2 separate regions of the Homo sapiens genome follow, and region 2 is linked to region 1. Evidence: read pairs that join two places in POLR2A ChIA-PET (ENCODE). Cell type or tissue: PC-9. All regions are shown on one strand. Links, peaks and the distances in the headings refer to the core of each region. The heading gives the core; the rest is flanking DNA. Region 1 overlaps LOC107985372 (a long non-coding RNA gene). Region 2 overlaps CATSPERE (catsper channel auxiliary subunit epsilon).

The links. Peaks named below come from ENCODE experiments on the same cell type or tissue, not always from the same donor. Only the 100,000 strongest peaks of a DNase experiment are listed, where the experiment ranks them.
Region 2: POLR2A ChIA-PET joins it to region 1 with 14 read pairs; 4 of 35 experiments call an interaction of 5 or more read pairs at or near these places.

Annotation. Positions count from the first base shown.
Region 1 is chr1:244,765,652-244,782,422 of GRCh38, forward strand. It overlaps LOC107985372 (a long non-coding RNA gene), which reads right to left. Exons shown (of 5, transcript XR_001738568.1): 2 at 13,098-13,194; 3 at 9,388-9,521; 4 at 6,688-6,913; 5 at 5,614-5,861. Among named protein-coding and RNA genes, the nearest start is that of C1orf202, 43 kb to the left of the region's middle. In PC-9, for the core only: no CTCF peak of the experiment used is centred there; a DNase peak (open chromatin) is centred at 12,860.
Region 2 is chr1:244,595,228-244,603,227 of GRCh38, forward strand. All of the region lies in intron 17 of CATSPERE (catsper channel auxiliary subunit epsilon), which reads left to right. It also overlaps the pseudogene CYCSP5. Among named protein-coding and RNA genes, the nearest start is that of DESI2, 54 kb to the right of the region's middle. RefSeq lists an enhancer at 4,801-5,010. In PC-9, for the core only: no CTCF peak of the experiment used is centred there; a DNase peak (open chromatin) is centred at 4,874; H3K4me3 peaks cover 1,388 bases; H3K27ac peaks cover 1,515 bases.

The DNA.
Region 1 (16,771 bases), core at 5,138-13,137:
ACTATCATTTGTTTCAATAAATGTTTCGATTCCCTTCTTAATTTCTTCATTGGCCCACTGGTCCTTCAGGACCATACTGTTTAATTTCCATATGTTTGTATAGTGTCTAAAATTCCTCCTGTCGTTGACTTCTAGTTTTACTTCATTGTGGTCAGAGAAAATACTTGATATTCTTTCAATTCTTTCATTTTTTTTTTTTTTTTGTGACAGAGTCTCACTCTGTCATGAGGCTGGAGTGCAGTAGTGCGATCTCAGCTCACTGCAACTTCTGCCCCCTGGTTCAAGTGATTTTCCTGCCTCAGCCTCCCGAGTAGCTAGGACTACGCGTGCCACCATGCCCGGCTAATTTTTGTATTTTTTAGTAGAGACAGGGTTTCACCATGTTGTCCAGGATGGTCTCCATCTCTTGACCTCGTGTTCTGCCCACCTCGGCCTCCCAAAGTACTGGGATTATATTTTATTTCTTCTTCACGTTTGAAGGATATTTTCATCAAATATACTATTCTAGGATAAAACTCTTTTATCCTTCAGCACTTTATTTTTATTTTTTATTTTTTGAGACAGAGTTTCACTCCTGTTGCCCAGGCTGGAGTGCAATGGCTTGATCTCAACTCATTGCAACCTCCATCTCCCAGGTTCAAGCAATTCTCCTGCCTCAGCCTTCCAAGTAGCTGGGATTACAGGCGTATGCCACCACGCCTGGATAATTTTGTATTTTTAGTAGAGATGGGATTTCTCCATGTTGGTCAGGCTGGTCTCTAACTCCTGACCTCAGGTGATCCGCACCCCCCAGCCTCCCAAGTGCTGGGATTACAGGCGTGAGCCACTGCATCCAGCCTATTCAGCACTTTAAATATATCATGCCACTCTCTCCTGGCCTGTAAGGTTTCCACTAAAAAGTCTGCTGCCAGATGTATTGGAGCTCCATTGTATGTTATTTGTTTCTTTTCTCTTGCTGCTTTTAGGATCCTTTCTTTTTCCTTGACCTTTGGGAGTTTGATGATTCAATGCCTTGAGGTCGTCTTCTTTGGTGTTCTATAACCTTCTTGTACTTGGATATCAATATCTTTCTCTAGGTTTAGGAAGTTCTCTGTTTTTATCCCTTTGAATTAACTTTCTACCCCATCTCTCTCTCTCTGCCTCCTCTTTAAGGCCAATAAGTCTTAGACTTGTCCTTTCAGAGGTATTTTCTAGGTCCTTTTAAGTGTGCTTCATTGTTTTTCAGTCTTTTTTTCTTTTGTTTCCTCTGTCTGTATATTTTCAAATAGCCTGTGTTCGAGCTCACTAATCCTTTCTTCTGCTTGATTAATTCTGCTATTAAAGGACTCTAATGCATTCTTTAGTTTGCCAGTTGCATTTTTCCGGTCCGGAATCTCTGCTTGATTCTTTTTAATTATTTCAATTCTTTGTTAAATTTATCTGATAGAATTCTGAATCCCTTCTCTGTGTTCTCTTGAATTTCTTTGAGTTTCCTCAAAACAGCTGTTTTGAATTCTGTGTCCAAAAAGTCAAATATCTCTGCTTCTTCAGGATGGGTCTCTGGTTCCTTATGTAGCTCATTTGGTGAGGGCATGTTTTCCTGCAGGGTCGTGATGCCTGTGGATGTTCATTGGTATCTGGGCATTGAAGAGTTAGTATTTATTATAATCTTCACTGTCTGGGCTTGTTTGTACCTGTCCTTCTTAGGAAGGCTTTGTGCATATCAGATGGGACTTGAGTGTTGTGATCTAAGCTTTTGGTCACTACAGCCATATCTGCCTTAGGGGCCCCCCAAGCCCAGTAACACTGTGGTTACTCTTAGAGGTAACCACAGACTCTTAGAGGTACTGCCTTGGTGGTACTGAATATAAGATCTGGAAGAATTATCTAGATTACCATGCAGAGACTCTTGTTCTCTTTCCTTACCTTTCTCCCAAACAAACAGAGTCTCTCTCTGTGCTGAGCTGCCTGGAGCTGGGGAAGTGGTGACACAAGCACCCCTGTGGCCACCACTACTGTGACTGCACCAGGTCAGACCTGAAGCCAGCGCAGCTCTGGGTCCCACCCGTGGCCTGCTATAACCACCGCCTGGCTACGACCTGTGTTTGCTCAAGGCCCTAAGGCTCTACAGTCAGTGGGTGGTGAAGCCAGGCTTGTGCTCTTCCCTTCAGAGCGGCAAGTTCCCCCAGGTGCTAGGTGGGTCCAGAGATGCTATCTGGGAGCCAGGACCTGGAGTCAGAAACTTTAGGAACCTACCTGGTGTTCTATCCTATTGTAGCTGTGCTGGCACTCGAACTACAAGACAAAGTCCTTCCCAGTCTTCTCTCCCCTCTCCACAGGCAGAGGATTCTCTCCTCATGGCCACCACCACCGTGGACCCAGGGGGAGTACAGCCTGGCTACCACCAATGCTCACTTAAAGCCTAGGGCTCTTCAGTCAGCTGGTAGTGAATGCTGCCAGGCCTAGGACTCATCCTTCATGGAAGTGGGCTCCCCTCTGGCCTAGGGTAGATCCAGCAATGCCATCCAAATGCCAAGGCCTAGAATTAGGGGCCCCAAGAGCCCACTTGGTGCTACACCCCACTGTGGCTGAGATTATACCTAGGCTGAGTTCTGCCTGGTTTTGACAAAGTCCCCTTTACCCTTCCCTCTCCTTTTCTCAAGCAAAAGTAGTCCCTCTTTATAGCCACCACAGTTAGAAATGTGCTGGGTCATGCCTGAAGCCAGCACGTCTCAGAATCTCACCCAAGGCCCATGACATACTCCCTGGGTATTGCTGCTGATTATTCAGGGTCTAAGGGCTCCTTAGTCAGCAGGTGATGCATTCTGCCAGGACTGTGTCCTTCCCATCAAGGCAGCAGTTTCCCTTCTGGCCCAGGGTATGTCTAGAAATGTAGTCCAGGAGCTAGGGCCTGGAATGGAGGCCTCATGACTCTACCTTGTGCCCTGTGCTACTGTGGCTGAGCTGGTTTCCAAGTTCCCTCTCCTCTCCTCAAGCAGGAGGAAGAAGTCTCTTTCAGAGCTGTGAACTGTGCTGCCTGAGGTCGGGGGATAAGTGGCACAAGCTCTCCCTTAGCTGCCCAGGCTTGTGTCTCTGTAGGCCATGTGCCCCCAAGTCCACTGGTTCCAAGCCCAGCACAGCACTAGGACTTGCCTAGGAGTTGTAGTCCTTGTGGCCTAGACTGCCTTTCACATTTATTTAGGATCCTAGAGCACTTTAGCCCATGGTGGCGAGATTTGCCAAAAGTCGGCTTTCCACCATTGGGATGGGCAAGTCCCCTGTGGCTAGGGCTGATCTAAATGCTGCCTCCGTTGCTGGCTGAGTTGTGCCTGATTTTACTTTGTGTTGTGATGGGGCAGCACTGAGTTCCAATGCAAAGTCCCCCAGTCACTGCGCTCTCCCTCCCCCAAGCACACAGGTTCTCTTTTTGTGCCTCACGGCCACTGTTAGGAGATTGGGGAGGGGTGGAGTCAGCAGTTCAAGACTATCTTTCCTACCCTCTTCAGTATCTCCTTCAGCAATGTGAAGTTAAAACCAGGTACTGTGATTGCTCACCTTATTTTTGATTCTTATGAAGGGGTGTGTGTGTGTGTGTGTGTGTGTGTGTGTGTGTGTGTGTGTGTGTAGATAGTTGTCAAATTTGACGTTCCTGTGGGGAGGACAATTGGGAGGCTTCTATTCAGCCGTCTTGCTCTGCCTCCTTCCCGTTTTCTTTCCTCCTTTCTTTTCCTTCCTTCCTTCCTTCTTTTTTTTTTCTTTTTTTGAGACAGGGTCTCACTCTTGTCCAGGCTGGAGTGCAGTGGTGCAATCATCGCTTCAGCAGTCCTTCCACCTCAGCCTCCCAAGTAGCTAGGATTACAGGCATGTGCCATCACACCCAGCTAATCTTTTCAGTTCTTGTAGAAATGGGATCTCACTGTGTTGTTCAGTCTGGTCTCAAACTCCTGGCCTCAAGTGATCCTCCCACCTTGCCCTCCCAATGTGCTGGGATTACAGATGTGAGCCACCTCACCTGGCCAAAGTATTTTTAAAATTTCTGATCAATCATATATTTGTGAGAAATTACCACATTCAATAACAAGATAAAGTGGGAGGTCTCGTTTCACTGTTAAAATTGCAAAGTAGTAATAAGTGCAGAAGATAGTTCATGCTCTCTGAAACAACCGTAACATGATATAAAAATGTCTGTGATTTCCATTGATGGTGACCAAGTCACTGGGACTGATAATGCTACTGTGGTTTGTTGCCTGGATTTATAATAATGCTCAATTTCAGTTCAAGGTTAGTAAATTTCCTATCTAACTCCATGGATCTCTTGCAATCTATCCATAGTCCTCAGGTTAAGAAGCCCTTCCTTAGAGTGAACAATTCAAGGTTCTAAATAACTTAGAAAAGATTCCCCTGCAGGCACGATGCAAGACAAATTCACTTACTATTTATTGCTGGGTCATTGGTAGCCCTTCATCCCTCGCTAAGCAGAACCTCAGGGGGCTGTACCTGGGAGGCATGTATAGATGTCCCGGTAAGAATGAACACAGAAGATGAGAGAATGACAGCGGGAGAGGAAGGGAGGGATGCAGAGGGAAACGCAAACATCCAGACTAAAAAGCACCTTTAGCCTTCACCTCCTGCCACTGCCCTCTGATCCCAAGCAGGGCTTGGAATCCAGAGAGGGGCTGCCTCCCTCAAGTCATTCCCCCTTTCCTTTATTCCTGTGACCAATTACAGATCAGTGAAGCTTAAGTTTTTTGCATTCACCTTTTTTTTTTTTTTTTTGAAATAAAGTTTTGCTCTTGTTGCCCAGGCTGGAGGGCAATGGTGCGATCTTGGCTCACTGCAACCAATAAGGTGGACCTCCCGGATTGAAGTGATTCTCCTGCCTCAGCCTCCTAAGTAGCTGGGATTACAGGCATGCACCACCACGCCCGGCTAATTTTTGTATTTTTAGTAGAGACAGGGTTTCTCCATGTTGGTCAGGCTGGTCTCGAACTCCTGACCTCAGGTGATCCACCCACCTCCGCCTCCCAAAGTGCTGGGATTATAGGCATGAGCCACCACGCCCGGCCAGCAGATTCACCTTTCAATCTCCCTTCCCATTTCCCTCCTAATCCCAAACACCCACATGTCAGTCTGAGTGCTTGGTTGTAACAGATGGTCTCCCTTTTCCCCTCCAGTTTATCCTGTACGCAGCTGTCAGACAATTTTTTCTGTGTGTCACTTTCTGCTCAAGGAACTTGCTGGGGAATCTCCATTATCACTGGTCCCACAGTCCACGTCTCTGTCTGGCTTTCAGGGCCCTTCATAATTTCACTCCATTCTCTCAACCAGGTTTATTTCTCATCAGTACTCACACTCACACTCCTTCTTGCCACACTCATGACTTTGTTGATGCTGTGCCCTTACCCGGAACTGTTCTCCTCCCACCACGCAGCCAAACCAAATTCAACCCATCCCACACACCCACCTGAAGATGGTTTTCCCCTGGCTGAGCTGAGCTGACCTGGCACTATTCTCAATGCCCAGTGCATGGACATTACCACATAGCCTGGTACTGAAGCATTTTCCAACTATTTCATGCTTAGTAATTATCTCTCCATGGACTCTAAATGCCTTGAGGATAGGAATCATCTTCTATTCTCCTATATATCTCCCTGGGCCTAGACTAACGCTGAGCAATAGAAATCATGTTATCACTCAAGTTATAATGAGAAGAGGAAACTTTTTATTTTGTTAGATCTCTCTGGGGAAGTGCTATATGTGCTTGGAAGAAACATGCTGACAAGCTTACTGAGGATAAGAAGGAGGCCTCCCAGGGCATTCTCAAGCAACGAAAGACGTTTGCTGAATTATTCGCCAGAAGATCAGGAGAGTACTTTATGGAGCTTGTGAGAAAAAGGAAAAGCAAAAAGAGAATAAGAAATGAGACAGGGATGCTGTACATTGTATTAAAATGAGATGCCTGTACCCCCAAACCCTGAGTAAAATTCTATTAAAACTCAAAAAACAGCTGTCTAGGTGGATTTCTGGTGGAAACCAGTGAAGGGGCCAAGATTTCTATGGAGGGTAATGTGAGGTTTTGAGATAGATGCAAACAGGAGCCAGATGGACACGGAGGCCTTGACTAGCATTTGGATTATATTCCAATATATGATTGATCAATTGGCCAGTATGGAGAATTATCATGGAAATGCGTGTGGTGGCTCACTGACCCCAGATGTATATTTCTCCTGCCTCTTCCATCTCACTACTATCTATTTGAGGAAGTATTAAAGTGAAGGCCACATCAGACTCTGTAGGATAACAGGTAGCCACAAAGTCTTTATTCATAAAATCCACTTCAGGCTGGGTGTGGTGGCTCATGCTTGTAATCCCAGCACTCTGGGAGGCAGAAGCTGGCAAATCATGAGGTCAGGAGTTCGAGACCAGCTTGGCCAACATAGTAAAACCTAGTCTCTACTGAAAATACAAAAATTAGCCAGGTGTGGTAGCATGCGCCTGTAGTCCTAGCTACTCAGGAGGCTGAGGCAGGAAAATCGCTTGAACTCAGGAGGTGAAGGTTGCAGTGAGCCGAGACCACGCCATTGAGCTCCAGCCTGGGTGACAGAGTGAGACTCCATCTCAAAAAAACTAAAACTAAAAATAAATAAAATAAAATCCACTTCCAAAACATTCTTTTTAAACTGTGAGTGTGTTTGGTTCTTAGCTCACCTCAAGGTTAGGTAAGTTACCCACTCAGTGAGCATACATCTGGCGATTAGCTTGGGTTTCGGTGGTTGCTTCAGGTATACTCAGGGTGTAGGTGGAATTTGGCACTCGCTGGTTGAGTCATTTATAATTGTCCAAATTTGAGGAGGTATGAATTATGCCATCTCAGCTAGATTAAAAATGGAATGCACGGTCTTCTAGATGCTTTGATTTCATCAATATTATAATCCTGGAGAAAATAAACATTTCATTTATAAGACATGACAGATGCTTGGTAAGTACTCCAGATACTGTAGGTGCTCAGTTCAAGTCTGTTAATAAATGCAGACTTTGTTCATTACATTAAGTAAAAATGTAAAAGCAAGCAGGGTATGTATTAGTGTTCTCCAGAGAAACAGAACTAATAGGGAATGGATATAGGTATAGATGTTTCAGTCCATTTTTTTGTTGCTTAGAACAGAATACCTAAAACTGGGTAATTTATTTTTTTATTTGTATTTATTTATTTTTGAGACAAAGTTTTGCTCTTGTCGCCCAGGCTGGAGTGCAGTGGTGCGATCTCGGCTCACTGCAACCTCCGCCTCCTGGGTTCAAGCAATTCTCCTGCCTCAGCCTCCCAAGTAGCTGGGACTACAGGCACCCACCACCACGCCTGGCTAATCCATTCATGAAGGCAGAGTTCTCATGACCCAATCACCTCTTAAAGTCCCCACTTCTCAATACTGCCACATTGGGGGTTAAATTTCAATGTAAGTTTCAGAAGGGGACAAATATTCAAACCATAGTAATAGATGTATAAAGAGATTTTTTATAAGGAATTGGCTCACACAATTATGGAGGTCAAGAAGTCCCAAGATCTGCAGCTGGCAAGCTGGAGACTCAGGAGAGTTGTTAGTGAAGTTTTTTGTTTTTGGTTTTTGGGGGGTTTTTTTGAGACAGAGTCTCGCTCTGTCGCCCAGGCTGGAGTGCAGTGGCATGATCTCAGCTCACCGCAACCTCCGCCTCCTGAGGCTGAGATTCTCCTGCCTCAGCCTCCCAAGTAGCTGGGACTACAGGCATATGCCACCACACCCGGCTAATTTTTGTATTTTTAGTAGAGATGGGGTTTCACCATGTTGGCCAGGCTGGTCTTGAACTCATGAACTCAGGTGATCCACCCGCCTCAGCCTCTCAAAGTGCTGAGATTACAGGCATGAGCCACCATACCCAGCCAATGATGAAGATTTGATCCAATGTTTGGTAGGCTCAAGACCCAGGAAGAGCTGATGTTTTAGTCTGAGTCCAAAGGCAGGACAAACAGTCAATCAGGCAGGAGGAATTTTTTGACTCTTGGGAGGAGTAGCCTTTTGTTATATTTAGGCCTTCAGCTGATTGGATGAGGCCCACCAACATTGGGAAGGGCAATCTGCTTTATTCAGTCCACCAATTCAAATGTCAATCACATCCACAAACACCCTTACAGACACACGGAATAAGGTTTAACCAAATGTCTGGGCTCCCTGTGGCCCAGTCAAATTGACACATAAAATTAACCATCACAAGGTACAACATTGAATTCCAATTATATAAAATATAAACTCAGGCAAAATTAATATATTCTGTAACAAAGTCAGGAGAGTGTCTGCTCTGGAGAGAAAGAGAAGGGGCTTGAATGGCTTCTGGTTATTGGTAATGTCTTATTTCCTGATTTGATGTTGGTTATACAGGTATGTTCACCTTGTGAAAATTTATGGAGCTATCCACTAGGGATTTATGCCCTTTTCTCAATGTATACTATGCTTCAATTCAACATTATTTATTTGTTTGTTTGTTTGTTTATTGAGACAGAGTCTTGCTCTGTCACCCAGGCTGGAGTGCAGTGGTGCGATCTCGGCTCACTGCAACCTCCACCTCCTGAGTTCAAGTGACTCTCCTGCCTCAGCCTCCCAAGTATCTGGGATTACAGGTGTGTACTACAATGCCTGGCTAATTTTTGTAATTTTAGTAGAGATGGGTGTTAGGAACAGGCCCCCAAATCTGGCCATAAACTGGCCCCAAAACTGGGCATAAACAAAATCTCTGCAGCACTGTGACATATTCTTGATGGCCATGACGCCCATGCTGAAGGTTATGGGTTTACCGGAATGAGGGCAAGGAACACCCGGCCCACCCAGGGCAGAAAACCGCTTAAAGGCCTTCTTAAGCCACAAACAATAGCATGAGTGATCTGTGCCTTAAGGACATGCTCCTGCTGCAGATAACTAGCCAGACCCATCCCTTCGTTTCAGCCCATCCCTTTGTTTCCATTAAGGAATACTTTTAGTTAATCTATAATCTATAGAAACAATGCTTATCACTGGCTTGCTGTCAATAAATATGTGGGTAAATCTCTGTTTGGGGCTCTCAGCTCTGGAGGCTGTGAGACCCCTGATTTCCCACTCCACACCCTATATTTCTGTGTGTGTGTCTTTAATTCCTCTAGTGCCACTGGGTTAGGGTATCCACAACCAAGCTGGTCTCGGCAGACGGGTTTCTCTGTTTCCCAGGCTGGTCTCAAACTTGTGGCCTCAAGCAATCTGCCTGCCTCAGCCTCCCAAAGTGCTGGGATTACAGGCATGAGCCACCATACCCGGCAATTCAACATATTTTACTGGGGTGATGGGAGTGGGCATGTGGAATGTCTTAGGAGATAACACTGCTATAAATTCCTTCCAACAAGCTTACGTTTTCTTGGCTAGAATTGTTCAGCCTCTCAGAATCCCTGGATAGGAAGTTGGATCATGCAGCTCCTGTCTGGGTTCCATTAAGTTAAAGCTCAGTTAGTTCGAGGGGCATCTCTTTTGCCTCAAGAGAAGTTCCTGAAAGGAAGGACAACAGTGAGTTCTGGCTATGGGACCCTTATTGCCAAAAGCACAGGAGCCCAGTCCAATCACAGCAGGTGCCAAACCTATCGATCTAGGAAAAGATGACCTAGCCGAGGTCACATCATGCAAGAACCTTGCAGCCATTGGTTCCTTCCATTTTTGTTGCTGTCGTGCTTTCTCAGAGTCTCCTTCTGAACATTGTTGCTTTGAAATTTCTGGGCAGCAAGAAACTGATATAAGACCTGATTCCTCTCTGATTCTGTGGGAAAACCACAGCCCCAAAGGGAGTTTTGGTTGATTTTTTTGAAGACATGTTGCCCAAAGGACTTTTTTTCCTTCTAGTTTTTTCAAGTGCATATTCGTTGAGACCCAATCCTCTGGCACCCATTGAAGTAGAGATCCACCGATTAGGTTAGCCAAGGCAGAGAACTGATCTAAATGATTTGGGCTCCAAATTAAAATTTTGATCTGAATCCAGTGCCTTGTTAAAATTCTTCACATTGAGCTTCGCCTTTCATTTGGTAGAACGTTTATTTAGGCATTGTGTCATATGATGGGAAAAGATTGACATGGTTTAGGATTCCGGCTCAGCCACCCACTTGCTGAGTAACCATTGGTAGATGATTTAACCTCTTTGAGGCTGTTTTCTCAAACTCAGTATTGAGGGATGAATTAAAATGTGTATATGAGGCTGGGCATGGTAGCTCATGACTGTAATCTGCACTTTGGAAGGCTAAGGCGAAAGGATTTCTTGAGCCCAGGATTTCAAAACCAGCCTAGGCAACATAGTGAGACACAATCTCTACAAAAAATTACTAATAAAAAATTAGCCGGGGCCATGTGTGATGGCTCACGCCTGTAATCCCAGCACTGTGGGAGGCCGAGGTGGGCAGATCATGAAGTCAGGAGTTTGAGACCAGCCTGGCCAATATGGTGAAACCCCATCTCTACTAAAAAATACAAAAATTAGCAGACATGATGGCGCATACCTGTAATCCCAGCTACTTGGGAGGCTGAGGCAGGAGAATCGCTGGAACCTGAGAGGTGGAGGTTACAGTGAGCCGAGATCGTGCCACTGCACTTCAGCCTGGGCAACAGAGCGAGACTTTGTCTCAAAAAAAAAAAAAAAAAAAAAAAAAAAAATTAGCTGGGCGTGGTGGTGCGCACCAGTAGTCTCAGCTACTTGGGAGCGTAAGGTGGGAAGATTGCTTTAGCCCAGGAGGTTGAGGTGGCAGTGAGCTGGGTTTGCACCACGGCACTCTAGCCTGAGCGACAGAGTGAGACTATGTCTCAAAAACATAAATAAATAAATAAAAAACATACATGCAAAGTGCCTAAACCACTTTAGTTACTCAGGTAAGTAATAAACATTCATCATCATCATCATTTCAATATCCTGTGAAGTCAGTGTAGACCTGGCCTAATGCAGTCAAAGTGGTTTAACTCAAAAAGCACGTAAACGTCTTTATTCCACGGGAAGTGTGTAGCTTTACAGCCCGCAGGAGACATTTAAATAGAATCTAGACAACGTTCAGATCATCAACAGGTTTTGAATCTCCCAGATTAGAATATTTGTGATTATGTGAGCTTGACATCAATGAAATGGAATAAATAAAATGTTCATTGCTCTGTTGCCCAGGCTGGAGTGCAATGGCACAATTATAGCTCACTGCAGCCTCGACCTCTCAGTCTCAAGTGATCCTCCTACCTCAGCCTCCTGAGTATCTGGGACCACAGGCATGCACCACCATGCCCAGCTAATTTTTGTGTATTTTGTAGAGATGGGGTCTTGCTCTGTTGCCCAGGCTTGTCTCAAATTCCTGGGCTCAAGTGATCCTCCCACCTCAGCCTCCCAAAGCACAGGCATAAGCCACCACACCCAGCCATTCTAATAACTTTGGTGTATCTGGCTTGATGTTTATATTAGATTTGATTGATCTTTTTGATGGACATGAGTGGGTGGTAGAAAAGAGAGTATTTACTTGTGTTTTGATGAACTGGTGGATTTTTTTAATTTTGAAAAATATAATTCACAATAACATAATTCAAAAATATCTAATAAATGTGTTTTAGAATGGCTATTGATAGTGAAGAAATCTTATGGGTTAGGGTGTTTCACACTGATTTATTTGTATTGCTGACCTTAGAAAAATTAATTTCTGAACCAGGAGTGGTGACTCACGCCTATAATCCCAGCACTTAGGGAGTACCATGCGGGTGGATCACTTGAGGCTAGCCTGGCCAACATGGTGAAATGCTGTCTCTACTAAAAATACAAAAATTAGCTGGGTATGGTGGCGCGTGCCTGTAAGTTCAGCTACTCGGGAGGCTGAAGCAGGAGAATCGCTTGAACCTGAGAGGTGGAGGTTGCAGTGAGCCGAGATTGCGTGCCACTGCACTCCAGCCTGGGCAACAGAGCAAGACTCCATCTCAAAAAAAAAAAAGAAAAAAAAAATTAATTTCTGGCCAGGTGCAGTGGCTTACCCCTGTAATCCCAGCGCTTTTGGAGGCTGAGGCAAGAGGATTGCTTGAAGCCAAGAGTTCAAGACCAGCCTGGGCAACAAAGCGACACCTCTGTCTCCACAAAAATCTAAATAAATAAATAAATCAGCCAGCTGGGGTGGTGTGTGCCTGCAGTCCCAGCTACTCAGGAGGCTAAGGCAGGAGGATTGCTTGAGCCTGGGAGTTTGAGGTTACAGTGAGCTACGATCACAACACTGCACTCCAGCCTAGGTGACAGAGTAAGACCCAGTTTCTTAAAAAAAAAAATAATAACAGCTGGGCACGGTGGCTCACACCTGTAATCCCAACACTTTGGGAGGCCAAGGCAGGTGGATCACAAGGTCAGGAGTTCAAGACCGGCCTGGCCTACATAGTGAAACCCTGTCTCTACTAAAAATACAAAAAATTAGCCAAGCGTGGTGGCAGGCGCCTGTAATCCCAGCTACTTGGGAGGCTGAGACAGGAGAATCACTTGAACCTGGGAGGTGGAGGTTGCAGTGAGCAGAGATTGTGCCACTGCACTCCAGCCTGGGCAACAGAGCAAGACTCTGTCTCAAATAAAATAATAATAATAACAAAAGAAATTAATTTCCTTCACAGTAGTTTACCAAGTGTGACAGCAAAAGTACTGAGGTTAACAAGCATTTTGGAAATGTGATTTCTGAATAAAGTAATGAGTTTTTTTTTCTTTGCAAGTGGAGAGAAACTTCCTCTTTGTGAAATTTCATGTCAGATAAACCCAAGGTATAAGCTGAAATAAAAACAATTATGTAATCGCTCTTCTTCATCTTACCTCCTTTTTAAGGAATATAAACTATTGGTAATGTACTAGTGAGAATTCTAATGTGTGAGTCATAGCCTGTGAATCATGGTAACGCATCAGAAGGCTCTGATTGGGAGAACTGAATTATAGTCCTCTTCCTGCACTAAAATAATAACCTCCTCCCACAGGGGCTCAAAGAAAAACATGGTTTTCCAGCAATGAACTTTAACTTCTCTTCTTTATTTTTTCCTGGTTTGATTTTTATGGGAATCTGCTCTAGGATGGCTGGCTCCTCTAAGACTTACATTATTTAGAGTCGTCTTCCATACCGGGTGTAATTCTTGCGCTCACGGTCTCTCTCTCTCTCGCTCTCATCTTTCTTGTACTTATTTGCTGTTATTTCTACAAAGATAAGACAATAACAGGTAACTTGTTTTTACAGCGTACAGTTTACAAAGCACTTTCATAAATATCTCATTTGAGCTTCTTAGCAGCTTTATAGAAAAACATAAATTATTACTCATTTCTACAGATCGGGAAACCTAGGCCCAAGAGAGGTAAGTGACTTCCCAAAGTACAGTGCCTCTTGATATCAAGTCAAGTAAATCAAATCCCTCTTCAGCTTGGTGGACACCACCCCGCATGGTTATCACAGCAGGAAGATGGAGGGTGGGTGGTCAAATGCTAACACAGTGAGAGCACTAGACTTTCTTTTATGGCAAAGAGCACAGTCACTTACAGAGATGTTTGTACCATGCAGGAGACAGCATGGCTGACTCCCAGGTGGAGTTAGGAGCTGCCCAGGTCTGCAGGTCCCCAGGGAGGGATAGCTTTGGAGGACACCCAGGCAAACTGAGGATTCCAGCAGACACGAGAAGCTCACCTCAGCTGCTCTAATGGGGTGGTGGCCAGCGGGGTTAAACCTATCTATCCTGCCCCCCAAAACACACCCTCCTCAGCTGCCTATCCTGGGACAGGACACACCCTCTTGGCTCCCCACCCACAAGTTACTAGCATGAAACAAACCCAGCGAACTCAATTCAAGGAAAGGGAAAGCTCGTTTTCTAGGCATAGGGTCCTGCAGTGGGGCCGGGCTTCCAGCCTGGTTGTGCTTCAGGGCTGCACACTCACACAAAATGTCTCATGGAGTAGATGACTCGTTCACTCAAGAACCAGCCATCGATGGCCTGTGGTTACAGAATGGAAGACACAGTGAAGCAGGGGAATTATAAATGGGGTGCTCAATGTAAACCAGATTGTTTGTTTTGCCCCTCTCCCCTCTCTCTCATCTGTCTTTCTTGTCCTTTATGCCCCAATGGCACCTGTGGGGTCCCTTCCCCAAGCAAAGCTGCTGGCACCTACACACAGAGAGCATGACGCTCATAGAGGCTCTCCAGGAGGACCGAAGTGCCCACAGAAGCACCAGTCAGTGTAGCCTGAGGCTGCCCAGGCCCAGAACCTCCACCCCTCTGTTCTCAGCCACCCAGAGTCATACCCTTAACCTCATCATTATCCAGACCTACAGCGCCTACACCCGCTCTCCAACCACTCCTGACCATGTCCTCTATCTGTCCAGCTTACTCCCTCGGCCCCCCAATTCCAGCAATCCTGTGAGCCACCAAGACCTACAGTCCTGCCCTATAGAGACCTCACCACCTTCTCACTGTCCCCCAGCCCCCACGTCCTCCCCTCCCTCCTGATCCAATCATGACGGTCATTCATCTGCTTATACCCTCCGACTTCTTCACCTCTTTCTCGCTTTGAGGTTCTCTCTGATGAAATCACACCCCTGGTTAAATGGAACTCTCCAGCCGCTCTGGGCCTGCATCGCCCCATGGCTGGAGAACAAACTCAGTCAGCCTCTGTTCACCCTTTGCATTGCTGACAAAATCCAGTGGGCCCTGACTGATGCTCCACAAACGTATCACACTTCTCTCGTCTCCTCTCTCCCACTCTCCCAGGTGATGATTTCATACCTTCTCCTCTCTCTCTACACCTTCAACACCTCCTCCCCCTCCTCCCTCTCAGCAACTTTGCTTCCTATGCCACCAAGAACATCGCAGCCACCAGAAAAGAGCTCCTACGTGCTCTCACCAGCGCGCCCACCCACCCCCCGTGTCTGTGTCTGAGCACTCAGCCTTCTCCCCGCGGCGTGGGTGAGCTGCCCTGCCCCCACCTGCCCCTCCGTGGGATGGGATCCCAGCCCCTGCGGCCCACTCGCGGACATCTCTCCTGCCGCTCTGTCTTCTCTCTCCTGCACCTCCGCATTTTCCTTCTCGATTGAATTAATCCCATCAGCTCATAAACATACTGTATTTCTCCCATCTTAAGAAGAAAAGAAAAAACAGCTCTCTTCACTTCACTTCCCCCTCCAGCTTCCACTCCACTTCTCTACCTTCTTTCACAACAAAACTCCTTGAAAGAATGGAGGACACTCTTCTTCTCTCTGCCTCTGATTTCTCTCCTCCGGTCCTCACTCGAATTCACCACAGCTGGACTTTTGCCCCCACCATGCCACTAAATCAGTGTTCAGGTCACTGGTGAATTCCATGGTCACCTGTCGGCCCTCTTCTTGCTTGACCCGTTGGTGACATGACATGCAACTGACGCTGTCTCCTCCTTGAACCGCCTTCTTCTCTCGGTTTCCAGGATGCTGCCCACTCCTGGTTCTCCTCCTGCCTTTCTAGACACCGTCTCTCAAGCACTTTTGTTGGTTTTGTTGGTGGTGGTGGTGGTGGTTTTGAGACAAGATCTTGCCTTGTCACCCAGGATGGAGAGCAGTGGCCCAATCAAAGCTCACTGCAGCCTTGACCTCCCAGGCTAAAGTGATCCTCCCACTTCGGCCTCCCGAGTAGCTGGGACCACAGGTGCCCACCACCACACCTGGCTAATTTTTAAATGTTTAATAGAGATGAGGTCTCGATATGTTGCCCAAGCTGGCCTCAAGCCATCCCCCCACCTCAGCCTCCTAAAGTGCTAGGATTACAGGCGTGAGCTGCCGCGCCCGGCCTTGTTGGTTCTTTTTCCTATCCTTGACTAAAGTGCTGGGATTACAAGTGTGAGCCGCCGCGCCTGGCCTTGTTGGTTTTTTTCCTATCCTCCTATCCTTGACTAAAGTGCTGGGATTACAGGCATGAGCCGCCGCGCCCGGCCTTGTTTGTCTTTTTCCTATCCTTGACCTCTAACTGTCAGTGTGCTCCAGGGCTCAATCCTCGGACGTTCTCTTGCATACCTATACTCAATGCTGAGGAAATCTCAGCTTGTCTTATGGCTTTAAATACTGCATATCTGATAGGTGTAGATGGATATGATGGATATAACGATGATTCTCTAATTTTTTTTGGAGATGGAGTCTCACTCTGTCGCCCAAGCTGGAGTGCAGTGGCATGATCTCAGCTCACTGCAACCTCCGCCTCCCAGGTTCAAGTGATTCTCCTGCCTCAGCCTGCCAAGTGGCCCAAGTAGCTGGGATTACAGGCACCTGCCACCATGCCCGGCTAATTTTTGTATTTTTGTAGAGATGGGGTTTCACCATGTTGGCCAGGCTGGTCTCGAACTCCTGACCTCAAGTGATTTGCCTGCCTCGACCTCCCAAAGTGCTGGGATTACAGGCATGAGCCACTGCTCCCAGCCTGATTCTCTAATTTTTATCATCAGGAAGACCCTTTCCCCTGAGCTCCACACCCACCTACCCACTGCCATTAGACGATGGGCATCTCCAGCCTCACAGAGCTCCCAGTTCTCCACTCAGCCAGCCTTTTGGCAGTCTCCCCATTTCAGTTCAAGGCAACTTTATTCTTCTAGTTGCTCAGACCAAAGACATTCCTCAGTTTGCATTCTCTCACCCCACACAGCCAGCTCATTAGGAAGTCTTGTTGGCAATACCTTCAAAATACATCCAAACCCAATTCCTTTCCATCTCCCCCACTGCCACCATCATTCCTCACCTGGGTTACTTCAGTAGTGTCCTAACAGGCCC
Region 2 (8,000 bases), core at 1-8,000, 180 kb before region 1:
TAAACATATGCGCAGATATGCTGAGTGTAATGACAGAATGGAGCAGTGTGGGTGGATAGTATTGAAACTCAAAAGATTCCAACCCAGCTATAAAGAGAGCGAGGCTCTGGGAAATGCTCCAGAAGACTTGCATTTGAGCTAAGTCACTGAGTCTTATGGATAATGAGTATTTTGCTAGAGGCAGAGGAGGGAAGGAGAGAAGTGGGGAGAGTAATGTTGAATTCTGCTGGGTAAGTCTTTCAAGTAAAACAGACAGTTGGAGGAAGAAAATTTATAGTTCAAACGGTGTGATATTGTTGAGGCAAAAATTAGTCATGAAGTCTCAGGAGAAGAGGCCAGGAAGCTAGCTAGGTGGATTCCACACCACGGAAGGCCTTCTATCAAGTCTTACGGTGGAGTGGCATGATCAAATATTTGCTTTAGGCTGGGCACAGTGGCTCACGCCTGTAATCCCAGCACTTTGGGAGGCCGAGGCGGGCGGATCACGAGGTCAGGAGATCAAGACCATCCTGGCTAACACAGTGAAACCCTGTCTCTACTAAAAATACAAAAAAAATTAGCCGGGCGTGGTGGCGGGCACCTGTAGTCCCAGCTACTGGGGAGGCTGAGGCAGGAGAATGGCGTGAACCCAGGAGGCGGAGCTTGCAGTGAGCCGAGATGGCGCCACTGCACTCTAGCCTGGGCGACAGAGCGAGACTCCGTCTCAAAAAAGAAAAAAAAAAATTTGCTTTAGCTAGTTCTCTCTGGGAGAGGGGTAGAGGATGAATTTCAGAGAAACAAATCTAAGTAGGGAGACCAGCTAGTCAACTGTATTGGTAGTCCTGGTGAGGTAGGAGATCAGCAGGACTTGTTTTCACAACCCTGTCGATCAAAACAGGATGTAGCCAAGAAACTGGCCAAAACCAGCTAGCACTTGGAATTATAATACATTTGCATAAGACATTCCCACCGGCACCATGACAGTACAAATGCCATGGCAATAACTCAGAAGTTTTCATATATGGTTCCAGAAAGTCCCTTCCCCCCTTCTAGAAAATTCTTGAATAGCCCTCCCCTTATTTAGCATATATTTATGAGTAGGTATAAATATAGCTAGCCAGCAATCCATGAGTGCTACTCTGCCTATGCGATAGCCCTGCTCCGTCTACAGAGCAGCCATTCTGCTGTACGCTTCACTCTAATAAACTTGCTTTCTTTCACTGTCAGCTCAATCTTGAATTCTTTCCTGAGTGAAGCCAAAAAACCTCCCAAGCTGAGCCCCAAGTGTGGGGTTCACCTGCATCACTAGGAAGAGAAAAACAGATGACTGAAATAGCAACAAGGACAAAGAAAAAGAATCCTGTATAAGAAAATTAGTGATTATACACACCGGGGCCTGTCTGGGGTGGGGGGCAAGGGGAGGGAGAGGATTAGGACAAATACCTCACGCATGCGGGGCTTAAAACCTAGATGATGGCTTGATAGGCGCAGCAAACCACCATGGCACATGTATACCTATGTAACAAACCTGCACGTTCAGTACATGTATCCCAGAACCTAAAGTAAAATTTAAAAAAAAAAAAAAAGAAAATGAGTGATTGTAATAGGCAGGGCTTGATAATTGATAGATGTGAGTGGTAAGGGTAAGAGAATGAGGAACATGAATGACTCCAAGGTGACATTAGTTAGAAGGGATCCTCCACAAACTTCCACCACCATACCTGTCCATCCTCAAGCAACTGTACCAGGAACTCTGTCTGCCTTCCTGTCACTATAGATGAACTGTCTGTGTATCTGTCTAAGGCCTGTCCCTCCATTTGTAAGCTAGATCCCCACCGGTTTTCCTAATCAAGAACATTGCTCCTGAAACTGTCCTCCTCTTTCTCCTGTATCATCAACTTTTCCCTCTCTACTGACTCATCCTACAAATATACAGGTCTTTCTCCCACCAAAAACCAAAGCAAAACAAAATTAACAAACACAATCACAGAAAAACCCTCTCTTGACCCTACTAGCCCTTCAGCTTCTGTGGTCACTCTCATCAACTCTTCTCCCATTCTCTCCCAAATCGCCCTCAGCCTGGTTTTTGTGCTCACCACTCTATTGGCACTGGCAGCCAACATGATCAGTGACCTCCATTCAGCTAAACCGATGGTCAATGCTCAGGTCCCACCTTCCTTGATCTCATTAACAAGAATTGACACGGTTAATCATTTACCCCTACTTGAAATATTTTCTTCATCTGGCTTCCAGAATAGCTCATTCTCCTATTCTTTCTGTTTCCTTGCTGGTAGCACCCCCTTAATTACTTAGTTCCTCCCTGATTTCTTTTTTTTTTTTTTTTCATGATCTGGGATTTTGTTTTTAATTTTCTTAAGTCTTACGATCACCTATAATTTATAATTTCGTATATAGCTCCTCTACTTTAATCCTTTTAACAAGTTGGCAAAGCACCATTGCCAATCACACACACACAGTAATTCTACAGTTCTGTGTTTTTGAATAGCGGTTTAATGACAATCGTAAGTTAATACTTAGTCCAACTTAGTCAAGAGTCTGAAAGTAAAGTTTAACTTGCTACTATTTCTTGTCACACTGATTTTAAAAGGTGACAAGTGTCATCTATAAGTGTGAGAAGTGTTTTCATTTGATACGACACATAAACCATTAAAATGCCCTTCAATAAGTAAAAGGCAGCATTTTAGATACAGGGAATTCTAATTAGCTGGGCAGAGTTAAGACCAAAAACATAAACATTGCGTTCTTACCTTCAGCCCTTACCTTTCACAGGCAAATGAACACAAATTTAAAGAACATGTGAGTCTTGCTTGGTTCTGAGACAGTGCAAGAATTTTTCCAGTATTAAAATATATTCATATAACTAGTTACACACATCTAAATTAAAAACCAGTCTCCAGTAGGTTTGGGGATGGCATTCTCGTCTTTGTGAAAAGTTGGACGTTTCTCATCAAGCTCAATCATATCTGTAGAAGGGGAAACAGGGATAGCATTTACTGAGTCCGAATTGCTGTCAAAATTCAAAAAAACTGATCATATTCATTTAACCAGAAGCCAGTCTTACTTATCAGGGCTGCCCAACAAAAATATTCTGCCAGTCATACATGACCTGAACCCTGGTATATTAGATCAATGACACTACAATACACGTAAAATCATGAGACAATTCTGGTTTCTAAGTAAATAAGGCAGTGACCAATTCTTTCTGCCTTCCTTTTAACACCAGTGGAGATCATTTTTGTTCCAGGGATGTACTACTTGGGATTCTCCAATTGCTCCTTCCGTAGATGATGCATTTGTTCTTCTTGGTGTCTGTGTACAAGAATCCAGCCACCTCACCTGTCTTGCACCCACAGAGACCATGGAGATTGGGCCCAGTCTTATGCTTGCCTCCCTTTTCCACGGTGTGGCACTGGACACACTTCTAAACAAAAACACTTTTGCTTTTTTCAACATCACCCATATTTAATTCTCTCTTTTGTTGCTCGCACTACAAAGGTTCCCGCTCAGAAGCTTGACATCTGGCTCTCTGAGATCTCCCTGACCTCTTAGTGTTGGAATGCCCGGAGGCCCAGGGATTTCTTTTCTTTTCCCCATCTCAACTTTCTCTTTGAATGTCATCATCCAGTCACATGGGCCAGGATGTCTCAATATATTGATATATCCCAACACTGCATCTACAGCCTGACCGTCTCCCCTTGTATCTGTCAAGTATGCTTAGGCTATGCTGCAGTAATAAATAAACCCTAAAATCCCAGTGCCTAACTCTCCATGTCATAGTCTGATATATAGAACTACATCGTCCGGACATGGTCTCTCCTGGTTTGCCGCCGTGTCTGGGAAAAAGACTGGAGGATTGTATGGGATGTTTTAAAGGCTTAGAACTAGAGGTGGTTTCGACCCACATCCCATTATCCAGAACCTATTGCCATGGCTCAAATCTAACTGCAAGGTGGTGTATAAAATGTAATCAGATACAGTTCCTGAACCCCAGACTGACACCTCCACTGAGATGCTAAATACATATATCACTTTTGCACTTAGATGTCAATAGATATATCAAACGTAACCTGTCCAAAACTGAACTCCTGATCTTCCCCTCAAAACCTGCTCCACCAGTAGCCTTCCCCATTTTAAGTGGTAGCAACTCCATCCTTGCTCATCTGGCCAAAACTTTGGAATCTCCCTGACTCCTCTCTCTCTCATACACCCTACATCAAATCCATTAACAAAGCCTATTGGGTCTATCTATTTGTCAATGCCTGCTATTACAGACCCAAGTCATCACCACTGACCCGGATTATTACAACAGGCTTTTTGTTGCTCTCTCTGCTTCCACTCTTGCCTCCATATAGCAGCAAGGGTAAAACCTTGAAAACAAAGTCAAAGCACATTGCTCCAAAGCTCGAAATCCTTATCATGGAGTAAAAGCCAAGACCTTACAATGACTTTCAAGGTTCTATTTGATTTTCTGCCTCTGTTACCTTTCTCCCATTAAACTTCACTGCACTCACTCAGATGCAGCGAGTGGCTTCCTTACCGTTCCTCAAGTAAGAGTAGTTTCTACACAATGGTGAGAAGAGAAGCCAGACTGCAGGGGGTTTGCAAAATCAATGAGAAGTTTACAAGTAGAGGCAAAATATAGTCTACAGTTTTTCAGCTTTGGGCTGGAAAATAGAAGAAAGAGACAGGAATTTACCTATAGAGAAAAACACAAAATATGACCTGGATTTTTTTAAAGAGGAAGATAGATGAGTATGTTTACAGTTTGAGGATAAAGAAAGGAAGGTTAGAAATGAGTCATTCTGATTATAGTAATATAGCAGACTGAGCTAAGTTGAGTCACTCCCTCAACTTAGGACGTGACGGGACTCCCTCCCGTGATAGACACGTCATCCTGCATAAAACATAACAAAAATACTTTGTACATAACTAAGCTTGAAAGAAAGAAGGCGGACTCTCAGAAGCGAAGAGAGAACTGAAAGTTAGAGCAATGCTTTTCAGCCTACCTATGCGATCCAGGGCTACTGGCCCAGGATAATGGAGCTAGAAATTGGAAGCTGGGTTTTCAAGCCCCTGTGAGGCCAAGAGGCTCTTTCACAAATTCAGGATATATTAAGAGCTACCTAGTCCAAAAAAAAAAAAAAAGAGAGAGAGAGAGACTAGAAAACTCTGCTAATGCCCAGGTCAGTCACAAGGAAGGTTGTAACCTACATGAATTTGTAGGCAAAAACATACCTCCTATAAGAATGGGAGATGTCCACCAAAATGTTCACCTCAGGCCTCCTATGGATCTGAACTTATACCTAATAGGAATAGAGTTTAGTCACAGAAAGTGCCATATGAAAAATGAAGCTAAAAACTATCAACTAGCCTTGAAACCCCTAAGCAAACCCCTTGAAACAAAGGTAACTGGAGAAGCAAATCCAGAGATACAGGATCCTCACTGGAAAAGTCACCACCATCAAAGAATCGATCAAATCCAGAGATATAGGATCCTCACTGGAAAAGTCACCACCATCAAAGAATCGATCATCAAATCCAGAGATATAGGATCCTCACTGGAAAAGTCACCACCATCAAAGAATCGATCATCAAATCCAGAGATATAGGATCCTCACTGGAAAAGTCACCACCATCAAAGAATCGATCATCTAAATTTACAAACATTTAAGGAAACGGACCCCCATGAGGGCGAGTCAGCAGATAAAATAAGTTGAAAAATGAGCACACAAAGCAAATGCTTAAAAATAACAGAACAATCTGAATAATATAGAAAATGTGTTCAAAAATGAATAAAGAGGAAAAATAAAATAGAAATCATAAGGAAATAATACGACTATGAAAAGAAAGTAGGCATATTTTAAAAATTTTGAAATTCTAGACATGAAAATGTAGTCATTAAATTCAAAATTTTAGACATAATTACAAACCAGATTAGATATAGGTGGAGAGAGAATTACTGAAAAAAGAGGGATGTGGAAATTAACCAGGATGCAATACAAATAGGTAAACAGATAAAGAAATAAGAAAGAGGGTAAGAAACAATTTCAGCAGAAGGACAAATTTCAACATGTGCTTAATAATTTTTTCCAGAAGGGGAAATTACAGAAAATGCGTTGAAAAGAGAGGCAACATTCAATGAAAAGAAATAAAATATGAAAACTTTTCAGAATTTAAGGCCCAAGTCAGAAGGTTGAGGATTGGCATGAAGTCTCAGATACCTCAGAATGAAGCCATAAAACAGTAAAGAAAAAGGGAAAATCACATACGCTGTCATATAAATAAGACAGATTACCTACAATGGAATGTCACCTAGACTGACAGATTTCTCACCAGCAAAAATAGGATAAATATAACTGGGGGTCAGATGATTAGCCATGAGACTGGGCTGAGTAGGGAACGAAGAGAAGGCAAGAGAGAAATGCTGTGTGAGAAAGCAGGGAGGGCCGGGCGCGGTGGCTCCACCTGTAATCCCAGCACTTCGGGAGGCCAAGGTGGGCGGATCACTTGAGGTCAGGAGTTCGAAACCAGCCTGGCCAACATGGTGAAACCCCGTCTCTACTAAAAACATAGAAATTAGCCGGGCGTGGGTGGTGGGCGCCTGTAATCCCAGCTACTTGGGAGCCTGAAGCAGGAGAATCGCTTGAACCCAAGAGGCAGAGGTTGCAGTGTGCCAAGATCGCACCACTGCACTCTAGCCTGGGCAACAGAGCGAAACGGAAGGAAGGAAGGAGAGAGAAGGAGGAGAAGGGGAGAAAGGGAAGGAGAAGAAGGGGAAGGGGAAGGAAGGAGGAATTGGGGAACTGGAAATCTCTATGAGGTCAAGGGGCAGATGAGAGGACAAGTGGGGGATGGGAGAGGGTGAGGTGGGAGAGTAGTCTACTGGAACAGCACTATTTGGGATTTTTGTGGCAGCACTTGTTTCTAGAAATAACTTATTTGTCTGCTACTAGGAATCACTTGATAAAACCTTTTACTTCCAATTATCCTAAGATAATGAACTGAATACTAGAGGTCAACGACAGAGGGACAAATGGGTAAGGTCCATTGTCCAGTTCCACTGAATTATAGTATACATAGTTGAAAACCAGGTATCCGATCAGGTATTCATCAGAGGTGAATTTAGCTGCTCACTCTGAGACTCTGGCAGACTTGAATCAATCAAGCTTTGAGAATCAGCGGCAGGGGTGGCCACCGGGAAATTAGCCCATAGTCTAGGTCTCTGGATTACAATAAATGCCTTAACGTTATAGGGAATGGCTCAGGTACAAGGCTCGGCAGAGTTTTACCGATAAAAGGACAATAGACTGACTGTCCAACACTCATAAGAAGGAAGCCAGCCCTGGGAGTGTGATCTAGCTGGGAACCCAAGTCATCACAGCTGGATTCAGAGTCCCAGGGCTTGCCCCACACTTACTAGCATTTGATGATGAGTCTATCACGCTCCAATCCCAAACTAGAATTCAGTGCCACAGAAGCAGCCCTAGAGGAAACAGTGGGGCAGGATTTCTTTGTTACCCTGCAGGGAGTTCAGGAACAGATATTCTGGGTGTTTTAAGGGTCCTGAGGATTCGCTTTAGTCAGGTACGGTAAGATATACAGACGCGGAAATGGCCATCAGGAAGGAAGTGCATTATACATACAGATCCCTAGAAACTGGGGGCAAGGCATGCTCCATGGGGCCACACATGGAAACATCAGGGTCAGTCAGGAGGCAGAGGGAGTGAGGGGGAAATGTGGGCAGAGCCTTATTGCAGTTTCTGTGGGAAGGAATAGGAGAGGCAGGGTAAGCATGTTTGAAATTGGCTACTTTGAATAATTTCAATGGGGCTCTGGGGACTAGGGACTCTCCCTGGTTGTAGTGTGTCTGCCTCTGGGGTGATGAGGGTAGGAGGATAGTAGCCCAGGGCTACTAATAAAGAACCCCCTTTCATAGGCAGGGGCTCCTGGAAGAGTTGGTTACTATCTCTAGGAATTGGCTAACCTTCCGCAGACCCCCT